Linked DNA regions of Homo sapiens: region 1 is linked to region 2. Evidence: read pairs that join two places in POLR2A ChIA-PET (ENCODE). Cell type or tissue: Caco-2. All regions are shown on one strand. Links, peaks and the distances in the headings refer to the core of each region. The heading gives the core; the rest is flanking DNA.

The links. ChIA-PET counts read pairs that join two places held together with the same protein. Peaks named below come from ENCODE experiments on the same cell type or tissue, not always from the same donor. Only the 100,000 strongest peaks of a DNase experiment are listed, where the experiment ranks them.
Region 1: POLR2A ChIA-PET joins it to region 2 with 11 read pairs; 6 of 35 experiments call an interaction of 5 or more read pairs at or near these places.

What each region holds. Positions count from the first base shown.
Region 1 is chr11:129,990,379-129,995,758 of GRCh38, forward strand. All of the region lies in intron 1 of PRDM10 (PR/SET domain 10), which reads right to left. Among named protein-coding and RNA genes, the nearest start is that of PRDM10-DT, 9.6 kb to the right of the region's middle. RefSeq lists a silencer at 4,074-4,233. In Caco-2, for the core only: no CTCF peak of the experiment used is centred there; a DNase peak (open chromatin) is centred at 2,173.
Region 2 is chr11:130,179,125-130,184,504 of GRCh38, forward strand. The region is part of intron 1 of ST14 (ST14 transmembrane serine protease matriptase); the gene reads left to right. Among named protein-coding and RNA genes, the nearest start is that of ST14, 22 kb to the left of the region's middle. RefSeq lists an enhancer at 1,654-1,713. In Caco-2, for the core only: no CTCF peak of the experiment used is centred there; a DNase peak (open chromatin) is centred at 2,527; H3K4me3 peaks cover 1,178 bases.

The sequences.
Region 1 (5,380 bases), core at 95-5,094, 190 kb before region 2:
GGGCGTGGTGGCGCATGCCTGTAATCCCAGCTATTCAGGAGGGTGAGGCCTAAGAATCACTTGAACCTGGGAGGTAGAAGTCGCAGTGAGCAGAGATGGTGCCACTGCACTCCAGCCTGGGTGACAAAGTGAGACTTTGTCTCCAAAAAAAAAAAAAAAAAAAAAAAGCAAATTGATACCATACTGGTTTGAAGTAATTCCCTTTATATCCAATTCACACTCCCTATAAACACGTTAATGTGGTCCTCACCTGTTTTTATTATCATTATTTTGTAGAGACGGAGGTCTAGCTATGTTGCCTAGGCTGGTCTCTAACTCCCGGCCTCAAAGTGATCCTCCCACTTCGGCCCCCCAAAGTGCTGGGATTTATAGGCATGAGCCACTATGCCCGGGTCCTCACTTTTTCCTCACTTTTTTTTCATTTTCAGTTTCTCATACCTTTAAATATGAAACACAGATGGTAGAAAAATAAGTATTTTATTAAAGACAGTGAGCTCAGATAGACAACATACTGACATTTTATTGCCTTCATAAAAACTCCGTCTCACTGGCATATAATGAAGACCTACAAGCTACCAAATTTCAACCTCCTCCATCTTAATAAAACCACCACCGTAGGACTATGTTCACTGGTCTAGGATTCAAAGGTACCTTCCATTAGCTGAGGCATTTCTTGAAGTGGAAAAAGAATGTGAAGGCAAGCAAATCACAGGCTCACTGCTAACATAAAGTGGGATAATGTCTGTTACAATGTGGCTCAATAGTATAGAGTATAATGCAAATGTTAATAATTATTTAAATTGTGAGGACCATAGGCTGTTTTAGATCATGAAGGTGTCTCATCCAGAAAAGACTTATTCTCAATTAAAAGATATTTTAATACATTTTCATTATTAAACAATTGTTTTGGGAATAGATCACTCTTAACTGCAGGCTTGGGTTCTCTCTTAACTGATGTATTTCACCAGAAAATATGTAAAGTTCAACTTCAAATTGACAAAATTTTAAAACTATGTGATTAGCAGCTGGGCGCAGTGGCTCACACCTGTAATCCCCGCACTTTGGGAGGCCCAGGTGGGCAGATCACCTGAGGTCAGGAGTTCCAGACCAGCCTGGCCAACATGGTGAAACCCTGTCTCTACTAAAAATACAAAAATTAGCTGGACATGGTGGCGGGCACCTGTAGTCCTAGCACTTTGGGAGGCCGAGAGGGGTGGATCACCTGAGGTCAGGAGTTCGAGACCATCCTGGCCAACATGGTGAAACCCCATCTCTGCTAAAAATACAAAAATTAGCTGGGCGTAGTGGCACGCGCCTGCAATCCCAGCTACTCGGGAGGCTGAGGCAGGAGAATAGCTTGAACCTGGGAGGAGGAGGTTGCAGTGATCCGATATCGCGCCACTGCACTCCAGCCTAGTGACAGAGCGAGACTCCATCTCAAAAAAAAAAAAAAAAAGTAACCGGCCTGGTGGCGGGTGCCTGTAATCCCAGCTACTCGGGGAGCTGAGACAGGAGTATCAGAGAATCGCTTGAACCCAGGAGGCAGAGGTTGCGGCGAGCCAAGATCACGCCACTGCACTCCAGCCTGGTGACAGAAAAAATAAAAATACAAAAATAAAAACTATGTGATTAGCATTTTCTTCCGCAGGAGACACAAAATAGAAGCATTCCTGTTTAGAAATCTTAGCCATAACTATTCTTTGTAAACGCTTAACCAGACCATTTCACTCAGGTGTACCTACAACATGTTAGCTTCATTTGCAAATTCCCTGAAGGAATTAAAGACCACAAAAATAGAATCCTTTAACAGATGCAGCTCTTTATTTTAAAAATCAGTATAATCATAGTCCACCTGATTCGAAATGCATTCTGTGGAAATTCAATGTTACTTAAGTAAACAGCTAGTGGAACAGTAATAATTATAGCTACAGGCATTTATGGAGCACCTATCCCGTGCCAGGCACTGTCAGATGTCCTTTAAATACCTGATCTCAATTAACCCTCACCACAACCAAGAATGATTAATTCTCCAAGGTCACAGTGCTGATAAGAGGAATTTAAGCCCAGATTCCTTTTACTACAAAGCTTGAAGCTCTTTCCCCTGTTTGCCACAACAGCTTTCATCCTAGGCAAAGTGGCCAGGACCCGAGCATGGTTTCCACCTGCTGTTGTAGCCGTGCTCTCCCACCAGATGACGCAATCACCAGGTTAGACTTGATCTCGAGGGAACCAGAGGAGGTTGTAATTCACTACACCCACAAACAGATTTAACTGAGCAAATTACTCAACAGCCAGAGTTGAGGTAACTACAAAGCTGTGATGAAGGGCTCCCATTGTAAAAATTCAAATAATTTTTTAAAACACAAGAATACTTATTAAATGCCTATTCTGTTTCCAGCATTCTTTTAGGAACTGAAGAAGACATTGGATGGACTATATAAACATTCAGCACAGAAGGAAAATATAAATAACATTTATTCACCATTGTTCTAGAAACAAAGCTACCTGTGTGTTCAGAACACAACACAGCAGTCCTGAAATAGTAATTGAATCAGTATTATGAAAATAAATTACTCCAAATACTTTTTCTAGTTCTCTCAGGCACATGCATTTCTCTAATATTGGAACTGCTGGTCATTAAAGTATGCATGTTTTGGACTTTCTTGATAATACTGTTTTCCAAGGTAGTCATATGAATTTATATCTGTACCAGCCATCTATGAAAGTCCCTACTGTTCAACATCCAACTTTAATTTAGGTATACAGTGTTCTGGCACTGTGGCTGAAATGTGCATTTCCTTCATTAACATGGTTGAACACCTTTTCATGTTTATTAGACATTTGGATTTCTCCTTTTCTGAAGTGGCTGTTCAAGACTTTTGCCCATTATTCTATTAGTGCCTGTAGCATCTTGTTTAAGAAATGTTTCTCTATACTAAGGTCATGAGTATCTTCCTATATTAATTCTAAAAGTGTTATTGTTTTGCCTGCCTTTCTGCCATGCCTCCAGGTCATAAATCAAGTGTCTGGCTATGCATAATACTGTTTCTGGACTCCATATGGTGTTCTATTGGTCCATCATTATTAGCCTACCCAGTGCCAATATTACACTATCTTTTTTTTTGAGATGGAATCTCGTTGTGTCGCCCAGGCTGGAGTGCAGTGGTGCGATCTCGGATCACTGCAAGCTCTGCCTCCTGGGTTCACACCATTCTCCTGCCTCAGCCTCCCGAGTAGCTGGAACTACAGGCACCCGCCACCACACCTGGCTAACTTTTTGTATTTTTAGTAGAGACGGGGTTTCACCATGTTAGCCAGGATGGTCTTGATCTCCTGACCTCGTGATCCACCCGCCTCGGCCTCCCAAAGTGCTGGGATTACAGGCGTGAGCCACCGCGCCTGGCCCAACACTATCTTAATTATTATAACTCTTCTTGATCTCTAGCAGAGGTTTTCCTAACTTTTCTTTTTCAAAGTGTTTTGCCTTTTCTTGGGCCTTGGCAAATGTTTTAGAATCAGCTTGTCTAATTTTTTTAAATGTGGGATTACATTAGATCTATAAATCAGTTTCCAGAAAATTGACACATTTACAATATTGAATCTTCCACTCCTTGAGCCACTGTGCTCTTCATTTATTTAGGTTTTATTTAAAGCCACTCAATAAAGTTTTAGAATTTTCTATATCTGTTATAGTTTATAACCATTTAAAACCATGAATCTGAAAAAAATATATTTTGTAAATGATGTATAAGTTTTTGGTGAGATACCTAGAGCTTGGGATAAGTATATATAAGTATGAAAATAAACTGGGGCTGGGTGCAGTGGCTCACACCTGTAATCCCAGCACTTTGGGAGGCCGAGGCGGGTGGTCAGGAGTTCGAGACCAGCCTGGCCAACATGGCAAAACCCCATCTCTACTAAAAAAAAAGTACAAAAATTAGCCAGGCGTGGTGGTGGGTGCCTGTAATCCCAGCTACTCAGGAGGCTGGGGCAGGGAGAATTGCTTGAACCCAGAAGGCAGAGGTTGCAGTGAGCCGAGATCGCACCACTGCACTCCAGCCTAGGTGACACAGCGCAACTCTGCCTCAAAAAAAAAAAAAAAAAAGAAACGAAACTGGTGGTGGTGGTTTGCACCTGTAACCCCAGCTACTCGGTTGGCTGAGACAGGAGGATGGCTTGAACCCAGGAGTTAGAGACCAGCCTTGGCAACACAGTGAGACACTGTCTCTAAAAAAATTAAAAAATATTAAAAAGTTAACATAAAATTTCTTTTTTTCTTTCTCTTTTTTTTGAGACAGAGCCTCGCTCTGACGCCCAGGCTGGAGTACAGTGGCACAATCTCAGCTCACTGCAATCTCCGCCTCCTGGGTTCATGCCATTCTCCTGCCTCATCCTCCCGAGTAGCTGGGACCACAGGTGCCCACCACCATGCCCGGCTAATTTTTTTTGTATTTTTAGTAGAGACAGGGCTTCACCGCGTTAGCCAGGATTGTCTTGATCTCCTGACCTCGTGATCCGCCTGCCTCGGCCTCCCAAAGTGCTGGGATTACAGGCGTGAGCCACTGCGCCTGGCCAACATAAACTTTCTTAAAATGTATAAATGAAACAAAGTTCATCAAAGTCCAATTACTATGACATAATTTCATTTTAATTCCAGAATTACTGTTTTGTAGTAATGTAACATCTCACACTTCCACAGTACTAAAGTACTTGAGAGAACTTGCATGTCACATAAAGTGGTGTCCAAATATTACCATTCATGGGTCCTTATATTTATCCAGTGATAAAGTACTTACACAGTCCGGAATAATTTTCAATTCATCAACTTCAAGAGAAAAAGAATGAAGGAGAAGATGAATACATGATGGAAGAGACTGAAACCTTATTAATATACATCCCCTGCCTGGGGCTGAGGATACAGACCCTTTTCTCCCATGCGCTCTGACCCCTCTCCCATACTTGCATAATTCCCTGACCTCTACCTACTTTCTCTCCTTTGCAAAATTGGACACGGTTCTGTCAATATTCTGTGTTGAAGACTAAACGTAAACAAGTGTCTCAGAGAGGACAGTTAAAAAGTCAAACAAAGAGCAATAATTAGTTAAAGGAATGATAGCTAGTCCCTATTAGAAGGACATTCTATTAAGACTGCCTGTAATCATGGTTTGTGGAAAGACTGAAAATAACCCCCAATAAATTGGCCTCAAAATCTTCAAGCAATTCTAAGAAAATGGTAGAATTTGCACACAAAAATAAGAATCTTGAAAAAAAAAGGCGGGGGAGAGGGGCAGGGGCCGTAGCGCACGCCTGTAACTCCAGCACTTTGGGAGGCCGAGGCAGGCCGATCACCTGAGGTCAGGAGTTCAAGATCAGCCTGGCC
Region 2 (5,380 bases), core at 129-5,128:
TTTCTCCAACTTTCAGGTTCCCAAGAATGACCTGGAGCACTTGAATAAAAACTTCCACATCCGAGGCCCTGCTCCTGATGCATGACATCAGCACCTCCAGGGAGAGGGGCTTGGGAATCTGGATGTGGAACAAACACTGCATTTGTTTCAGTTGATTGTTATTGTTCTTTTTCATGACCAGACAAGTCCAGGAAATGCTGGGGGTTGCGATCAATGGGAACCATAGGCTTTTGCAGGTTTCGTGAAAATTGGCTTCTAGAGAGATCGATTACCCCTGGTTGGGGAGTGGGTGGGAGGATTCCAGTGTGGCCTTTCTTTTCCTTTCTCATTTGCCCATCGGTCATCCCCAGATAAGCACTCAAGTGTCCTCTTTTATGAGGCCCCGTGCTGGGCCCTGGACTGCCATGGTGGCAGGTGGGGTGAAGTCCCGCCCTCAGGAGCCTGCTGACCGCCTGCTCTGTGCACAGCTGCTGGAGCTTCCCCGGGGCTGCTGATTTAACTGGGGAGGGCCTGTCTATGTGGGGTCCCTCCTAGCCGGAGACAGGTCCCTTTTATGAACAGCAGCCTGATGAAGAGGCCTTCCTGCAACATGCCTCTGGTATCATTCTCAGCTCAGCATTGCCCAGGGGACAAACACAGAGTTTGTTCTTGGCAGTCATTCCCTGCTGTCATCTCAGGTGGGCTTGAGCCGTGCTGGGTTTCCGGGAAATCTGGCCAGGATCCAGCACAACCTTTAGCCAGTCCGGCAGGGAGCGGCCACGAGGTTGTGCTGGCTCGGTCTTTCCCTTGCAAAGGAAGGCATCTTCGACCTGCCACAGAATGCTTTCTTCCCCGGGGAAACCCTTGCAGGTGCTCGGGCTCTACTTTCCTTTCTCGCTTGAACAATTACAGGGATAGTTTATGGTTCTCATGACCCTGGTGGGGGTGATGACATCATGGGATTGAAATCCGTCCCACCTTGGAGTCACCGAGCGTGTCAGTCAAGAGCCTTGGCCACAAATCAGTGGCACTTGGCAGCAGCACACAAATCCAGCCACCCTGTCCTTGTCTCAGGTCTGGGCAGCACAGCTGTGTCCCTAGCTGGTGGCATCGCCCCTGCCCCTTGACCTTGATCTTCAGCCTCAGAAGCAGGCTACCCATTGTCATGTGACTGCCCTTCACGGTCCCTCCCCAGGATTCCAAGGGGCCTCTTGAGGTTTCCAGGTTCAGCCGCTTCCTTCCCAGCAGATCACACCCAACCTTAGCCACATGAGGAACGATCTTTAGAAAGGGTCTGGCCCGAAGCTTCATTTTTCCCTGTCTGCTTTGGTTGGAATCTTGTGTGGCTTTGTGTGCAGTTGGTAGTATTTTTGTTGTTGGTAAGTGTAGGGGCCCTTCCCCATTGCTTTTCTCTAAGGATAACCATGCTCTGAGCAGCCCATGGCAAATTCTGGCTTTGGACTTGTTGGTCCCCAGAGCCAGTGGGGTCGTGGGCCCTGGAGAGTTTGCACTCAGTGGCAGGTCTTAGTGTGTGTTTGAGGAACCAGGAGAGCGTTCCTCTCAGAGGGAGGATTCTCTGGTTGACTCACACAGAGTTTTGTTGGCTCAGCATTTAGCTTTCAGCCCTGGTGAGTTTCTCTGACTTAATGGGAGTAGGCTGGCTGCAAGAATCTTTCCTATATTATCAAATAAAATAGGTCTCTTTTTTGGCCCTCTAGAAATCAGTGTTTTTTTTCTTTTCGTTTTGGAGAGCCCGGCCTTGGGGAGGATATGCATCAGTTGCTCTAGTGTGCCTCAGACAATGAGATAAGATGAAATAGGGCGTGCTCTAGGACCTCTCCACTTCCCCTTCCCGGGTTTCTGGATCTGACCCTTCGCTCCCTGCAGAAAGTTGGGTGAGATGGCAATGGTCCGATCTCATCCCTGCTGGGTGGGATGGCAGTGGTCCCTCTTGGGTGAGATGGTGGTGGTCTGATCTTGTCCCTGCTGGATGGGATGGCGGTGGTCTGATTTTGTCCCTGCTGGGTGGGATGGCGGTGGTCCCTGCTGGGTGGGATGGTGGTGATCTGATCTCGTCCCTGCTGGGTGGGATGGTGGTCTGATCTCGCCCCTGCTGGGTGAGATAGTGGTGGTCCCTGTTAGATCCTGGCCCTTTAGGGTCTGTACCCTGCTTGTCCTGAGCCCTTTATCCCCAACCTCCCGCCTGGAAGTCATTCCTCGTTCCCTTGTCTGAGTGGCCTGGAGCCGAGCTGTGTTTCTGGGTCCTTTGGCCAGGATCTAACTACAGTGGGCCAGCAGGAAGAGGCTGTGATATTTACATGGCCTCTATCTGTGTTTATGGTAAGCAGACACACCTGGCTTCATAGCACCGTTTTATGTGTGCACCTGCAAAGATGTTTACTTTTAAGAAAGAGAGACAGGAGAAGTGAAAGCAGGCGCAGGCATAGGATCTCTCCTGTCGGCTGTGGCCCAGTAGAGAGGTGTTATGCCTACAGTTGTCTAAGTGTCTAAGTGGATGGGAGTTCCCTGAGACCTCCCCCTCCCACCTCCCCCACCCAGGAGTTAAAAGAGCTTTGCTGCTTCACTGACTTTATTAACTTTGTGACCTTGGACAGGCCACTCCCTCTCTTTCATCCTCAGTGTTCTTATCAATAAAACGATGGGATTATGCAACAGTATCTCTGTTACACCTGAAAATGGAGCCAAGAGCTAAGGTTATAAAAGGAAGCAGCCCAGTTACTGATTAGACAGCACTTTTAGGCTGGGTGGAGCCACAGAACTCACACTGCAGGGAGGACAGAGGACCCACCATTGAGCTAGCGCCACTGCTGACAGCCTCGCTCCGTGGCAGAGTCTGGGGTGACCCCTGAGTCAATGCCCTCAGCCACCTTACCCCTTCTCATGGGAGTCTCTGTCTTCTGTTTCCCTGAATCCTTGCTCCCAGAATTCTGGAACCTAACCACACTGGGAGGCAGTAAACCAGGACCAGATTCTGGATCTGCCACCAAGTACTGGGTGACCTTGCAAAATCAGCATTCTTCCCTGCCTTCTTTATATAACACGGGTGATAGCACCAGCCAGTCTTGAATGAGTCACAGGACTGTCATGAAGATCCAGTAAGAAAATGGTTGTGAAATTACCCTGTGAATTGGATATACATCTAAACATGATAAATTATTATTTCATTACATTTCTTTTTTTCTTTGTTTCTTTCTTTCCTTTTTTTTTTTGAGATGAGGTTTTGCTGTCTCTGTCTCGCCCAGGCAGGAGGGCAGTGGCATGACTATGGCTCACTGCAGCCTCAGCCTCCCTGGGTTCAGATCATCCTCCTGCCTCAACCTCCCGAGTAGCCAGGACTACAGGTGCATGCTGCCATGTCTGGCTAGTTTTTTGTATTTCTGTCTTTCTTATCATTCACTGAGCCCTTTGAATTGGGTTTAGCCGTGTTGGCCATGCTGGTCTCGAACTCCTGGGCTCAAGTGATCTGTCCACCTTGGCCTTTCACAGTGCAAGTGTGAGCCACCATGCCTGGCCCTTTTGTTAAATATCTTTTTTTTTTTTTTTGAGACCGAGTCTCACTCTGTTGCCCAGGCTGGAGTGCAGTGGTGTGATCTCGGCTCACTGCAATCTCCGCCTCCCAGGTTCAAGCAACTCTTGTACTTCAGCCTCCCGAATAGCTGGGATAACAGGTGTCCGCCACCACACCTGGCTAATTTTTTATGTTTTTTGTAGAGATGGAGTTTCCCCATGTTGGCCAGGCTGGTCTCGAACTCCTGACCTAGGTGATCCACCCACCTTGGCCTCCAAAAATGCTGGGATTACAGGCATGAGCCACCGCGCCCAGCCACTTTTGTTACTTTTTTTTTTTTTGAAATGGAGTTTCGCTCTTGTTGCCCAGGCTGGAGTGTAATGGCACGATTTTGGCTCACCGCAACCTCTGCCTCCTGGGTTCAAGCGACTCTCCTGCCTCAGCCCCCCGAGTAGCTGGGATTACAGGCGTCCACGACCACGCCTGGCTAATTTTTTTTGTATTTTTAGTAGAGATGGGGTTTCACCACATTGGCCAGGCTGGTCTTGACCTCCTGACCTCAGGTGATCTGCCTGCCTCGGCCTCCCAAAGTGCTGGGATTACAGGCGTGAGCCACCACACCCGGCCTACATTTCTTATACATATATACACATACATGGTCTGTTCAGAGTGTAGCCGAAATCTGTGTTTTCTCATTCTTAAATATGATTAGACTACCAGAGGCCACCAGATGTCTAAAGAAAACCCAGCCTGAAAGGCGAAGTTCCAAAGATAACATAAAAATGTCTAGTTGCAGCTGGGTGCAGTGGTGCACCCTGTAGTCCCAGCTACTCAGGAGGCTGATGCAGGAGGATTGCTTGAGCCAAGAATTCAAGACCAGCCTGGGCAACATAGCAAGACCCTGTATCTTAAAAAAAAAAAAAAAAAAAGATTGCATTGCATCTATAGCTAATTTTGAGAATAGACACCTTAATATTGAATCATCTAATCCATGAACAGCGTATATTGCTCAACTAATTTAGGTCTTTTAGAATTTCTCCCAGCAGTATTTTACATCTTTCAGTGTACAGGTTTTGTGCATTTTTTGTCAGATTTACCTCTAAGTATTTCATATTTTTGAAGCTATTGTAAATGGTGTCTTTTAGTTTTAGTTTCCAGTTTTTCATTGCTGATATGCCAGTACAAAGACAGCTACGGGAGTGTTTCTAGCAGCTCTGTTTGTAATGGCCTGAAATTGGAGACACCCCAAATGTCCATCAATAGGTGAACAGGTAAACACATGTTGTGTGTCCAAACGATGGGATAAATGCAGCAACAACCAAAAGGTATGCACTGCTGGGCACACAGGAACCTGCGTGAGTCTCAGAGGAATCGTGCGGAGTGAAAGAAGCCAGATGGAAGAGTGCATACTGCAGAATTCCATTTACATAAAGCTCTGGGAAAAGCAGCCTGAAGCAGATGAGTGGTTTCTTGGGGACAGGAAATGGATTCAGGGAGGAACATGTGGGAGGGGCCAGGAGGAGATTTTGAAGGAGACGGACACGGGCATCATCTTAGCTGTGGATGGTTTCATGGGTGCATATGGATGCCCAAAATTGTACACTTAAATATATACACTTTATTTTATGCAATAATACCTCAATGAAGCTGCTTTTTAAATTTAATGGAAGGTTTGCAAGAGCAAGTCAAAGAAATTCCCAAAGTAGAACCAAACGCTGAAGAAACGCAAAATACGGGAGAGAAAAGATGACAGCTAGAGGCGTAGAGGATCCATTCTTATCCGTGATCTTCTGAAATGTCATCACAATACAATCTGTTTGGCTATATGTGCTGTTTCATTTGTCTTTCTCACCATTCACTGAGCCCTTTGAA